Linked DNA regions of Homo sapiens: all the other regions are linked to region 1. The links are chromatin contacts, found by Hi-C or POLR2A ChIA-PET in ENCODE. All regions are on one chromosome and are shown on one strand. Each heading gives the region's core, a stretch centred on a gene start or an enhancer-like site at or near the end of the contact. The rest is flanking DNA. Distances are from core to core; before and after follow the strand shown.

Region 1 (4,407 bases), core at 1,908-4,407:
ACAAGTATCAATAGCTGAATTGACCAAGCAGAAGAGAAAATATCAGAGCTTGAAGACTCTCTTGCTGAAATAAGGCAGACAGACAAGATTAGAGAAAAAAGAATGAAAAGAAATGAACAAAACTTCCAAGAACTATGGGACTATGTAAAAAGACCGAACCTACCACTGACTGGAGTACCTGAAAGAGACAGGGAGGATGGAACCAAGTTGGAAAACACACTTCAGGATATAATCCAGGAGAACTTCCCCAACCTAGCAAGACAGGCCAATATTCAAATTCAGGAAATCCAGAGAACCCCAATAAGATACTTCATGAGTAGATCAACCCCAAGACACATACTCCAAGGTCGAAATGGAAGAAAAAATATTAAGGGCAGCCAGGGAGAAAGGTCAGGTCACTGACAAAGGGAAGTCCATCAGATTATGAATTTTGAGTGCTACAATATGCCAATGTAGGTTATTAATTGTAATAAATGTACTGCTGGTGAAGAATGTTGATGTTAGAGACTGCTATGGTTTGAATGTGTCTCCAAAGTTCATGTGTTAGATACTTAATCCCCAATGCAATAGTGTTGAGAGGCAGGTCCTTTAAGAGGTAATCAGGTCATAATGTCCTTATAATGGGAGTGGGTTTACTATCACGAAAGTGGATTTGTTATAAAAGCAAGTTTGGTGCCTCTTGCTCTCTCTCTTTCTTATGCATGTGCTCTCTTGCCCTTCCAAATTTTGCCATGGGATGATGGAGCAAGATGTGTTTCTCAGTCTTGAACTTTCCAGCCTCCAGAACTATGAGCCAATAGATTTTGTTCATTATAAATTACCCAGTCTTGGGTATTCTGTAATAGCAGCACAAAACAGACTAAGACAGAGTCTATATATGTGTGGCAACAAGGAGAAAATGAAAAAAAAAACTACCTTTCTCACAATTTTGCTGTGATCCCAAAATGGCTCTAAAAATATGGTCTTTAAACAAAACAAAAAAGAGCAAAAGGAAAAAGGATATACTAGCAGCAGATCTTACAAGAATATCCAAATTTAAAGAGCCATCAAACCAGTGGTGAATTTAAATTTCCCTCCTCTAGTATCACTGCCCCGAACTTAATACAGCCAGAAACATGGAATTGAGCCTCTGTCAGCATAAAGAGAGGGCTCCAGGAGAAGCACTAGAGGTATGGTCTGAGGAACAGAAAAGCAAACTCCTATCTCAAATAGAGTGTGAAAATACCACGTTTATTTTTTCTCCCCCTCTTGTCTACATTCTCATGTGCCTCAAACCTCAGGCAATCTGATGATGGTAGGGGAAACTACAGCAACATGCAATAGCCAAAACCTTGAGAAAGGTTAATCCTCGGCCGGGCGCGGTGGCTCACGCCTGTAATCCCAGCAGTTTGGGAGGCCGAGGCGGGCGGATCACAAAGTCAGGAGATCGAGACCATCCTGGCTAACACGGTGAAACCCCGTCTCTACTAAAAATACAAAAAAGTAGCCGGGCGTGGTGGCGGGCGCCTGTAGTCCCAGCTACTCAGGAGGCTGAGGCAGAATGGCGTGAACCCAGGAGGCGGGGCTTGCAGTGAGCCGAGATCGCGCCACTGCACTCCAGCCTGGGGGACAGAGTGAGACTCCACCTCAAAAAAAGAAAAGAAATCTAAAGTCAATCCTTTCCATTCAGTTGAGCTGTAGCTCCATGAGAGTGGGGCCAAACCTCTTGCTTTTTTTTTCTTCTTTCTCACTGTCCGTCTGCCACATGAGCTTAAAGATGCAGCTATAATTGCAGAAGTATATGGTTCATCAGAATAAAAGGAGGCCCGCATTTCTAGCTGGAGGATGGAAAGGAGAAGCCCCTGGGAACCTGAAAGTACGGGTCAGATGGTGAAGAGGAAGAAACTTTAGAAAGAGACCCATGAACATTATTCATAAACTCCTGGATTCACCTGCCCCTCAACTTATGCATGCCTAGATATGGTTCTAATTGGCACACTAAAGATGCTAAGACCTGAACTAATGAGTAGAGCATTGCACAGTTCCCAATTTCACCCCTGGTTGATGCACATGTCTGAATAGCACTACAAAGGCTTTCAGAATGGAACTGACATTGGAACCAGATCCCACAGATTGTCTTCATCTCACCAGGGTGATTGCTTGCTAAAACAATAGTATCAATATACTCCAAAATTTAAATAAGATCCAGTCTAACTAAATATTTGTTCAAAATGTTCAAATTACAATCCAAAATTACACAGTATATGAAGAACCACGAAAATGTCAACTTCCATGGGGAAAGAAAACACAAGCCAAGGAGGACATGACAGAGATGTTGGAACTATCCGACAAACAGTTTAAAGCATTTGGTATAAAATGCTCAAAATACCCAATGAATGAAGAAATAAATGAAGTCATTTAACAACATTTAGAGTTCATCTTTTTCTGCCTCTGAATTACCTTTTCTCCAAATTGATTACCTTTTAAGTTGGGAGGAGAAAACTCCAAACTTTTAAGTCCTAAGTTATAAAACCTTGATATTCCCTAACTGTGGCAAAAGTCATTTTTTTCACTTACTAAAGCATCATATAAAGCTATATATATATATATTTCCAGTGCATCCAATGTAACATAATTCCATTAGAATGCCCTACTAAGTTTCTACTCAACCTTTGTTACTTTTTTGATTTGTAAATGTCCTTTACATACTATTTTCTACCTTTTCTCTCTTAAGAGCTTCCATGATAGGTTTTCTACCTATGTAATAATGATGGTATCTTGTATCTGAGTAACACTTTAGAGTTTGTATAGATTTTTTTTTAGTGAAATTAACTGTTATTTTCAATCCTAAACTTAACCTTATCTCATTGTCTTACATCTTTCTCTCATTGTTCCCTCTCCTTAGTTGTTAGAACTGGGAATATAAATATATGCATGTTTTACACAAATTATAAGCCAATTTATGGACTCCCACATTCCATCTCTTATCCTTGAAAACTTTTTACTAGATCAGCACCTTTCCTGTGTGAGCCCATCACTACCACTACCTTCCCATTCCAGTCCTCACACTTACTCTGTAGAGCCCAGCTTCTTACCTGGGTTTGCAGGCAATTCAGATGGTGTAATGTCTTTCTCCACATTGTTACTGTCATGCATTTTGCCTCCAGTTTCTATGAGTGATCTAAACCACAGTCTCTACGTTTTCAACCCCAAGAATGATTCAAAACAAAACAAAAAAAAAGCCCAACGACTAAAACGTGTAAGTGTGTAACCGCCCCAGTAACTCAAAATGTCAAGCCTTTAAGTTAAATATAGCTAGAGGAACAAATGAAGCATAAATTGTTTCAAAAATCAGCTCATCACAACAGAATAAACTGGTGTTTGTAAGAATTTTAAAAAGTTGAAGCTACTTCTCTAACAGTATTTTGGTTACGAAAGAAACTAATGTTTGATAACTTAAAATTTCTTTGACTATTAAAAATTATAATTGTATTTTGTGCGGTACAAAGCAATATTATGATAGAAAATAAGAATTTATTGAAAGGAAGGAGTTGGCTCTCAGAGGAAATGAATGTTAGGTAAGTAAAGACAACAGCAATTTTAATCTCAAATTAAAATTCATTCCCAAGAGTTTACGCTCATTCAAAAAATATCTTGTTTTCAATTTCTTCAAGATATTTTGGGAATTTGCTGCTATGGCTGCTACAACAACTTTTCAAAAATGGGCTTGAACGGTGTGCAGCTTCTGTGCTCCCTCTGGCATGATCCAGGAGCACAGAGGCTCTTTAGCAGCAAGAGCTTCTTGTCAGATGTGTTGATTTCTTGTATATAAATGCCAGTAAGGGCACCTTTTACTAAAATATAATTTATAGTAATGTGCACAAATCATAAGCATACAACTAAACACATTCATTAAAAATATAACATGTAACAAGTGCCTAGATGAAGTATATCTTAAAACCACGTAAAACAATACCAACACGCTATGTGCCCTACTCATGTCCTGCAACGCTCATTACCCCAAATACAATCTCTATCTTAACTCTGACAACATATTTTCCCTGCTTTTGAATTCTATACAGTAGCCCCCCTTACCTGTAAGAAATAAGTTCCAGATTGGACAGCTATTGCCTTTATCAAATAGAAATGAAGTTGCATTAGGACTGAGTTCCAGTTTCTGTAAGATTTTATATATCTTTTTCTTTACTATTTCATCATTTCTAGTTTGTCCTAGGACCTATGATAAAGCCTTCTAGTAATTCCATCTGAGAACCTGCTTTTTATCAAAGCTGCTTCTCTTTCTTGGAAGTTGAATTTGGTTTTGTCTCCTGAACAACATGTGATTGCCAAAAGTTCAAGTCTGTTTTTCACATAGTTCTTCCTAACCTCCTTTCCTGTGAAATTTAATAATTTGAAAATTGCTTGAGA
Region 2 (4,605 bases), core at 543-3,042, 540 kb before region 1:
CTGTAGAACGGGTAATCGTGTAAGGAAGTAAGTCAATGATTACAGACTGAGTACTTATAATACCGCTAGGGTAAACTATCAATAAAACTTGATTGTATTTTTTAAATATCATTGCTCAAAAGATTGGTATCACCAGAACTGGGCAAAATTTTCAGGTATCCAAGGTCCAGAAACCAGGAAAGTAATTTGTAAAGGATCCTTTCCCGAGTAAGGGATTAGCTCACCCCTCTATAAGCTGAAAACCTTTTTGTAATTCCTGGGGAATGAAGAGCCCTAATGACTTTTTTTTCTTTTTAAAGGAAAAGGGTTACAAGAGGTTTCTACTGCTGGGCTAAGGCCCTGGTGGCTTCTGGTAGCTATAAAACCACGAACGTTAGGTAAGGATTAGAGAAGAAACCCAGAGTGGCTGTGAGTCAAGAAAAGACATCAGATAACAGCAATTATTTTACCATTATGTGACACGTAATACTAATGTTCCTACCTGAAGATAAAGAGCACAATTTTAAAATCTCCGCTCCTCCATTTCCAAAATCCAACAGCTGCTGGTCCCCCTACCACTTAAGCCATATTCTGCCCTCCAATTCGGCTGCGCAGCCTGCATTAGAGAAACACCAGGCAAGTGGGCGGGGGAGGGGGTAATGGGGAAAACGCCCGGATGCTGAAAGATACCTAATACTTTTCTGTTCCTACTCACTGCCTGCGGTAGTTTTAACTACTTAAGCCGGTGTCCAAAACGGAGAAAAAACGTCTCAGTCCTGCCTTATCGCGACCAGGTACCAGGTGATCAGAAATCAACACGAGGAGGCTGGCTGTCCCCACACAAGCCCCGGAGCCTAGAACGATGAGGCAAGAGGGCTGTTGGGCAGAGAACGTGACCTTGTTTTCCAGGCCAGGACTGTCTTGTGCTCCCCTAACCCCCTGTAATGCAAGAAAATTACTGAATAGCTTCTGAACCTTTTCGTCCCAAGACCAATGATATGAGAGCCAAAGTCAACTTCATTAAAGGAGAACCAGCCAAGGCAGAAATCGACTGGGTTTGCGCAAACCTCACCGCACAGCACAATGTCCCTGCGTTCTTAAAGGCAGCCAATCCATGGCCCCGATCTAACCAGTCTCGCCCACAGGGGCCCTATTTTGTGCACCGCAACCCACACACGGTCTCAGCTGCTGAGACCGTGTGTGGGTTGCTGAGTCACTGAAGACGGCGGCTCGGCCCCCAAAACGCCGTCAGCCCTGAAGTGGGGTTCGGGGCCCAGGCATACGGGGTTTTAAAAGCTCTACAGTCTGGACGTCCATTGGCTCTGGCACTGAAGGGCGTTCAGGATTAAGTAATTCTCGGAACCTCCCTTCTCCAGAGCCGCCTGGGCGCCCCAGGGAAGCCATCTCGACTACCCGCCCCCGCCCCCGCGGGCCCTTCCCCTCCCATCCCCTCCGCTCCTCTACACTCACGGGGACCCTGTCCGGATATTTCTTCCGGATCTTTTCTCCTTCCTTTTTCCGATACTCAAAGGGATGGTCCTCCTTGTACTGGAACTTCATGATGCACCGCAGGGCTTCCGAGATCCCCGCGCGGGGCCTGCCTCCTTCGCCGCTGACCCTGTCCCGCTCCCTCAGCCGACGTCAAGGTGTGCTCAGAATAGCTGCAGAAACGTCCGCTCCGGGGGCAACAGCGCTGGGCCGAGTGTGCAGGGGGGGTTCGGGGCGGGGATCTCGGGTGAGCCTGCCTGGAGGTAGAGGAGAGCCAGATGGAGAAATACCGGCGGCTTTTCGCTAGAGCTGGGAGCACAAAAACAGCTGGGTGGCGCGTCGGGCTGTGACGTCACCCCGCGAGCCCCGCCCCGCCCCCCATGCGCCAGGCGCCCAGGGCAGGGGGTGGCCGAGCGCTCTGTCTCACTGCGTTTCCTTTCTGGCTAACCTTTTTCACAATCGATGTCACTGCAAACATCAAAACATTCGAGTTATGTTTTATTTTGTGACTGTGAAATTAAAGATGGTTTTAAGACAAAAAAAAGATTTAAACATGTTTTATTCCCCCTCCACTGTTTTTCTTGGTTGGGCCCCAAAACAAATACAAAAGGCGAAAATCCAGCCTTTTCCTGCTGGTTGGGATCCAGCCTCAGGAGAAAAGAGGGCCAGGCCTCCTGGGATCCCTTTGGCCAATGCAGAGCTGTCCCGTGCTTGCACCGTGCCCTCTGCGCGTTCCGCTGCCCCTCCCGCGGCCCTCCTCCCGCGCTGGCGTCACAGTGTTTGGGCGGTGCCGCAGTTCGCTCCTGAACAGCAACATAAACAGAGCGTGACTCAGGAATCTGAAGAGAGGAGTCAGATGAAGGACACGGAGTGTAATCAAAGTCTAAAGGAGACATGATGTCAGTAAGGACTACCGAGGGCTTCACGTACAATCAAATATAGAAATGATTCACTTTCTAGCCGGGCGCGGTGGCTCACGCCTGTAATCCCAGGAGGCCGAGGCGGGCGGATCACCTGAGGTCAGGAGTTCGAGACCAGCCTGACCAACATGGAGAAACCCTGTCTCTACTAAAAATACAAAATTAGCTGGGCGTGGTGGCGCATGGCTGTAATCCCAGCTACTCTGGAGGCTGAGGCAGGAGAACCGCTCTAACCCGGGAGGCGGAGGTTGCGGCGAGCGGAGATCACGGCGTCGCACTCCAGCCTGGGCAACAAGAGCGAAACACCGTCTTACAGAAAAAGAAAGGAAGGGAGGGAGGGAGGGATTCACTTTCTGCCATAAACTCAGAAAGGGGGCTCGTCTTCTGGAAAAGAGAGTATCAAGCAATTTAGGTGATGACCTCAGTTGTTCCCCCACATCTTATTTAGTTCCAGTGGTTAGGTATCCCTCACGTGACTAGAAAGCGCTGCCTGGAATGCTAGTAGAAGATTGGGCATTAGGGCAGGTGAGGCGAAGCCTCGTTCTGGATTTCCCCACCTAGAGTCAAAGAAGAAAGACCTTCCAACCAGTACTGTAGGGCAGCGACAGGGAGGACTGTGGAGTTTGCAAAGAAAAAGAACAGTGAAAAGGGGCTGCGTTGCCCATACAAGTCGGGTGAGTTCTGATAAATATTAGATAACAGCAGCCCCGTGGCCTATCTTCTTCAGTCGGGGTCTCAGTGTCTCTAATTTTAAAAACACCCACAGGGGGCCAGGCGCGGTGGCTCACGTCTGTTCTCCCAGCACTTTGGGAGGCCCAGGCCGAGGATCGCTTGAGCTCAGGAGTTCAAGACCAGCCTGGGTAACATGGCAAAACCCTGTCTCTACAGAAAAAACAAAAATTAACAAGGCATGGTGGCGCGCTCCTACAGTCTCAGCTACTGTGGAGGCTAAGGCAGGAGAATCGCTTGAATCCGGGAGGCAGTGGCTGCAGTGAGCTGAGATCGCCCACTGTACTCCAGCCTGGGAGAGAGAGCAAGACTCTGTCTCAAAAAGAATAAATAAATAAAAATAGGCCGGGCGCGTTGGCTCATGCTTGTAATCCCAGCACTTTGGGAGGCCAAGGTGGGTGGATCACGAGGTCAAGAGATAGAGACCATCCTGGCCAACATGAGACGAGTGAAACCCCGTCTCTACTAATAATACAGAAAAAATTAGCTGAGCCTGGTGGCGCTCGCCTGTAGTCCCCAGCTACTCGAGAGCCTGAGGCAGGAGAATCACTTGAACCCGGAAGGGAGAACCCGGGAGGGTTTAACTATATTTGCATCAAAACTAAAATGAGGCCGGGCGCAGTGGCTCACGACTGTAATCCCAGCACTTTGGGAGGCGGAGGTGGGTGGATCACGAGGTCAGGAGATCGAGACCATCCTGGCTAGCACGTGAAACCCCGCCTCTACTAAAAATACAAAAAAATTAGCCGGGCGTGGTAGCGGGAGCTTGCAGTGAGCCAAGATCGTGTCACTGCATTCCAGCCTGGGCGACAGAGCTAGACTCTGTCTAAAAAAAAAAAAAAAAACCTAACATGAGCGACTGAAAATTAAACTGTTTTCAATTTGAAAGTAAGACTTAAAATTATAAACATATAATGTGATAAAATAACTCATGGATTTTATTTATTTTATTTATTTATTTGATATGGAGTTTCTCTCTTGTCGCCCAGGCTGGAGTGCAATGGCTCCATCTAGGCTCTCTGCAACCTCTGCCTCCTGGATTCAAGCAATTTTCTCCGGCCTCGTCCTCCTGAGTAGCTGGGATTACAAGGCGCCCGCCACCGCGCCCAGCTAATTTTTTTGTATTTTTAGTAGAGACGAGGTTTTGCCATGCTGCCAGGCTGGTCTCGAACTCCTGACCTCAGGTGATTCGCCCGTCTCGGCCTCCCAAAGTGCTAGGGTTACAGGTACTAGCCACCGCGCCCTGCCCTCATGAATTTTTATACATAAAGATTGAAAGATGCCATGAAGAAAAATACATGAAGAAGTGGGACTATGTGATTCGTTTTCTGGTGCCAGTAATGAAACTTAGTTTCTTTAATTTTGTGGGTGAGTTTTGTATTTATTTTTATTTATTTATTTATTTTTGAGACAGAATCTCACTCTTTCGCCAGGCTGGAGTGTAGGGGCGCAATCTCGGCTGACTAAAACCTCCTCCTCCCGGATTCAA
Region 3 (4,523 bases), core at 760-3,259, 880 kb before region 1:
GCACCGCTAAGGAGAGATGGGACTCATAGACGGTTTCATTTTTGGCAGAGCATAAGAGGAAAAGATGGCAGCCATAAAAGTAAAATAAAAACACTAAATTTTGAACAAAGTCTTAAGCTCAGTTGGGCTTTCATGTGTCACTGAGAGTCCTAGCTGCAAGGGGAGTCTCCAGGTCTTTTCCACAGGCCTCAAGTGGGAGCTCATTAGAAGGCCTGGGGCAGGGCAGAGCCAGAGAAAGCCCCTTAGCCATGGCGACGTCTAGGCATGAAACCTCAGCATTTCCCAGTGCCTTTTCTCACTTGAAGCAAAACCTTTAAGATACTTAGGGAGGGCCAACAAACCCTCCTGCTCCCAGGAATCAGGCAAAGTTTGAGTGCTTTTAGAGAAGCAGTATAAGCAAAAGTTCTCTGCCCTTGGGGGAGGGGTAGGATAAACCTCTCTCTTTCTCCTGGTCTTACAGAACGTAACGTGATGCAAAAAGAAAGCTAAAAGCAAAATTTCTTTGTAGCAGAGAAAAGAGAAGGAAACCACCATACCTCCCACCACAAGCCTTGCACCAAGCAACACACAACAACAGTCTACTGCTTGAAGAGGGGCAGAAAACTCCCCCATTACTGATCCTAGTCAAAAACATTCTGCTGTTGAAGGAAGGGGAGAAGAAAAAAGATGTTCAAACAGAGAGGAGCAGGAAACCCTCTGGGGTCAAGGATCCCACAGTGACACAAGGCAGAGATCTGCTATGCCAGCAGAGGAGAAATTCTTTCCTGCCCAAGACTCCCCATAGATACAAGAAGAGCTTGGTTGCTGAGGAGGACGATGAGGAATGCTGAGGAAACCACACTCCTGAGGCCAAGGTACATAGGGCCTTGCCCAAGACTGAGAATAGGCCAAGATAAACTAGAATTTCTATTTCTCCCAACACTGTCGTTATTTTCACGTAACAAGCCACAAGAGAGGAGGGGCAACAGTTTAGAGAGAGAACCTCTTCACACTGCAGGTGTGCAGGGCGTGCTGAAATCAGAACAGAACACTAAGAAAAACCTCCCGCTCCCCAGACCCTGCACGAAGTGTAAGGTAGTGGCAGTACATCACTGGGAGCATTTGAAGTCTGTGGTGTACTAAAGGTGACCACAGGAACAATGAAACATAAACTAGCTCAACACTTCAACTTTACAGATTTACAGAAGAGGTATCGCCATGCTGGCCTGACATACAGTGTTTGCCATTCAATAGAATTATAAGCGACAAACACACAAAAAGTGAGAAAAGGACCCATTGCCAAAAAAAAATACTAGCTGATAAAACTCAAGATATGTGTGTTCAAGATGTTGAAATTATTGGTGAGAAACTTAAAATAATTTTTTAATATGTCAAAGAAACAGTGGAAATTTTAAAAACATGCATTGATATATGATGAAATTTTTCAGAGATGAAAACTATATTTTTAAAAAGAGTCAAGTGGAAATGCCAAGGATAAAACTATGATATCAGAAATAAAGAATTCCTTCCATGCACTTCTTAGAAAACTGAACACAGGATAGGGAAAGAAAAATCAAGTGAACTTGAAGATAGATGAACAGAAATTATCCCAACTAAACTACCAAAAATAAGAAAAGAGTAAAAAAATAACATAACAGGTCATCCAAGAGTTTAGAGACAATACGAATTATAATTTCACATCTGAAACTTTGCAGATCAGATGATAAAGTGGCATTTTTGTTATACTGAAAGAAAATTCTGTCAATCACTACAACAGAGATAAAGAATATTACATAATGTTGATGAGATCAAAAGCAATAAGCTGACATACAACTCTAAATGTATATATACCTAATAACAGATCTGAAGATACATAGAACCAAAACTGTTACCTGTTACTGGTGGAGGGTGTCCAGATTCTTGGCATTTTGAACAAACAATTGGATGAAATGCACAAACAAAACAATGAAAAAAAAAGCACAGATTTATGGAAACAAATGTACACTCCACAGAGTGAGAGTGGGCCAAGCAAGCAGCTCAAGAGGCTGGTTATAGAATTTTCTGGAGTTTAAATACCGTCTAGAGGTTTCCAATTGGTTACTTGGTTTACACCTTATGTAAATGAAGTAGTGGCCTGTGATCAGTCTAATTGGTTGCAGAAGGTGACCAATAGGAGGCTGAAGTAAAGTTACAAGGTTACACATGAAGACTTGGCCTGTGATCAGTCTGATTGGTTTCAGGAGGGAACCAATGAAAGATACTTTCATTTTTCGTCTTCAATGCAGAAAAGGGGTGGGGGATGTTGCAAAGGGAGTAGCCCCTGATCTTTTTGTTACTTGGGTATAGAGAGGTGGGGTTTTCCTTTTGATTCAGTTCTAGGAAGTCAGCGTGAATCAATCTTAGGTTCCCTGTCTCCTGACCATGTTCTCCTGCATCAAAACTGCCAAGACTGAAAGAAGAAATAGGCAAATCCTCAGTTATAGTCAAACATGTCAACACACCTCTCTCAGTGGTTACTGGAATATTTAGAAAAAAATCAGTAAGGACATAAAAAGTCTGGAAGAGCACCATCAACCAAATTGAAATAACTGGCATATATAGAATACCCCACTCAACAATAGAAAAAAATACTCAACTGCACACAGAACTGTCACCAGGATACACCATATTTTGGGCCAAAAGAGCCCATATGTTTAAAATGAATTATACATAGCATGTTCTCTGACCACAAATAAATCTAAAAATTCAATAGCAGAAAGATATTTGGAACATTCCCAAATATGGTAAAATTTTAAAATGCACTTATAAATAACACATAGGTGAAAGAAGAATTGTAGTCGAAATTAGCAAATATTTTGAACTGAATGAAAATAAACGTGCAACATAGCAAAATTTCTGCTACTATTGGAGTACTGCTTGGAGGGAAGTTATAAAATGCTATTTAGAAAAGAGAGGTCTAAAATCAGTTATCCAAGATTCCAACTTTGGAATTTAAAAAATAAGGAAAATTAATTCCAAATCCAACAGAAGAAAGGAAATAATAAAGATAAGGGCAGAAATCCATGAAATAGAAAATAGAAAGGCAATAGAGAAAAATAAACCAAAAGCTGATTCTTTTAACATGTCAACAAAATGGATTATTCCCCAAAACTGTAAGAAGACACCAATTACCAATATCAGGAATAAAAGTAGGAAAAGTAATACAGATGCTACAGATATTTAAAGGATAAGTGAATATTAAGTATTTTTCTGCTCATTAATTCAATAACATGTAAAGTGTACAAATTTCTTGAAAGACACAATTCCACAGTCCACTTAAGAGGGAATAGTTAACCTAACTAGCTCTATATCTATTAAACTAATTCAATTTGCAGTTAAAAAACCTTTCCACAAAGAAAACCCACACTTTCGTGGTAAATTCTACCAAACATATAAGGACAATGTAACACCTATCCCACTTAAACCCTTCCAGAAATTAGATGAGGAAGGAGCATTTCCCAACTCATTTGATGAGACCAGAATTACTCTAATATAAAAATTAGGCATGTTGAGGAAAGAAAACTGCAGACGAATATCCTCCCTGAATAGAAATAATCTTTTTAAACAAAATATCAGCAAATCAAATTCAGCAATGCTCTCAGAGTGGGCTTTGTCAGGAGGCGAGCATGCGCAGACCCTGCAGTGAGCCCGAGCGCGCCGCCGCGCCAGCCAGGCCTAGAGGCAGGATTGAAGCCAGGAGGCGGTTGAGCAGGACCTGAGGGCGTTAGCCTCCTCCAACAAGTGGTGGCCTCGGGCAGCCGTCACCTCCATCTCCAGGACACCCCTGGACGTGGTGAAGGTCCGCCTGCGCTCTCAGCGCCCTGCTGGGACTGAAGCCTCACTCCAGACTCTGGACCTCTCCTAAGCCGAATCGCCCTCCTCCCTCCGAGCCACGGGGCAGGGCCTCCTGTGCCGCAGTGGTGTCCTGGAGCCCCTGCACCTGTCTCCAAATGGTATCCGCTGTGCCGCCAGGACGCGCTTCACTGGCAGCATGGGTGCCTTTGTGAAGATTGTGAGGCGCTAGGATAACTGGGTGATGAACCTGCCAGCCACCACCGTCTACTTCACTGGCTTACGACAAACTCCAGGCCGTCCTGTGTGACAGAGCCCTGACCTCTGATCTCTACGCACTATTGTGATGAGGCTCAATCTTTTTTTTTTTTTTTTTTTTTTTTTTTTGAGACGGAGTCTCGCTCTGTCGCCCAGGCCGGACTGCGGACTGCAGTGGCGCGATCTCGGCTCACTGCAAGCTCCGCCTCCCGGGTTCACGCCATTCTCCTGCCTCAGCCTCCCGAGTAGCTGGGACTACAGGCGCCCGCCACCGCGCCCGGCTAATTTTTTGTATTTTTAGTAGAGACGGGGTTTCACCTTGTTAGCCAGGATGGTCTCGATCTCCTGACCTCATGATCCACCCGCCTCGGCCTCCCAAAGTGCTGGGATTACAGGCGTGAGCCACCGCGCCCGGCCGAGGCTCAATCTTTGTTTCACTTTATTTCTCAGAAGAG

The links. Hi-C counts contacts between places; a loop is a spot of excess contacts on that map. ChIA-PET counts read pairs that join two places held with the same protein, here RNA polymerase II (POLR2A). Pooled maps may share reads with other maps.
Region 2: a loop to region 1 is called in a pooled map, with 7 times the contacts of the local background. The contact joins the promoter of GABARAPL1 here to the promoter of CLEC2D in region 1. A Hi-C loop is called at or near these places in 1 of 168 maps with a recorded cell type or tissue (CD4-positive, alpha-beta T cell) and 10 of 50 pooled maps. POLR2A ChIA-PET finds 5 or more read pairs at or near these places in 2 of 52 experiments (CD8-positive, alpha-beta memory T cell and OCI-LY7).
Region 3: POLR2A ChIA-PET joins it to region 1 with 12 read pairs in activated CD8-positive, alpha-beta T cell. The contact joins the promoter of LINC02446 here to the promoter of CLEC2D in region 1. A Hi-C loop is called at or near these places in 2 of 50 pooled maps. POLR2A ChIA-PET finds 5 or more read pairs at or near these places in 4 of 52 experiments (activated CD8-positive, alpha-beta T cell, activated naive CD8-positive, alpha-beta T cell and naive thymus-derived CD8-positive, alpha-beta T cell).

Annotation. Positions count from the first base shown.
Region 1 is chr12:9,668,463-9,672,869 of GRCh38, reverse strand. CLEC2D (C-type lectin domain family 2 member D) reads right to left here and starts at 3,157. Exons shown (of 5, transcript NM_013269.6): 1 at 3,075-3,157. The coding sequence starts at 3,135.
Region 2 is chr12:10,210,064-10,214,668 of GRCh38, reverse strand. It overlaps GABARAPL1 (GABA type A receptor associated protein like 1), which reads right to left and starts at 1,792. Exons shown (of 4, transcript NM_031412.4): 1 at 1,450-1,792. The coding sequence starts at 1,539. GABARAPL1-AS1 (GABARAPL1 antisense RNA 1) reads left to right here. Exons shown (of 3, transcript NR_170310.1): 1 at 1-27; 2 at 300-615; 3 at 707-1,020. RefSeq lists a silencer at 1,660-1,919 and an enhancer at 2,013-2,555.
Region 3 is chr12:10,550,865-10,555,387 of GRCh38, reverse strand. LINC02446 (long intergenic non-protein coding RNA 2446) reads right to left here and starts at 2,009. Exons shown (of 3, transcript NR_146456.1): 1 at 1,872-2,009. It overlaps LOC105369658 (a long non-coding RNA gene), which reads left to right and starts at 4,458. Exons shown (of 3, transcript XR_001749004.1): 1 at 4,458-4,523. It also overlaps the pseudogene SLC25A39P2.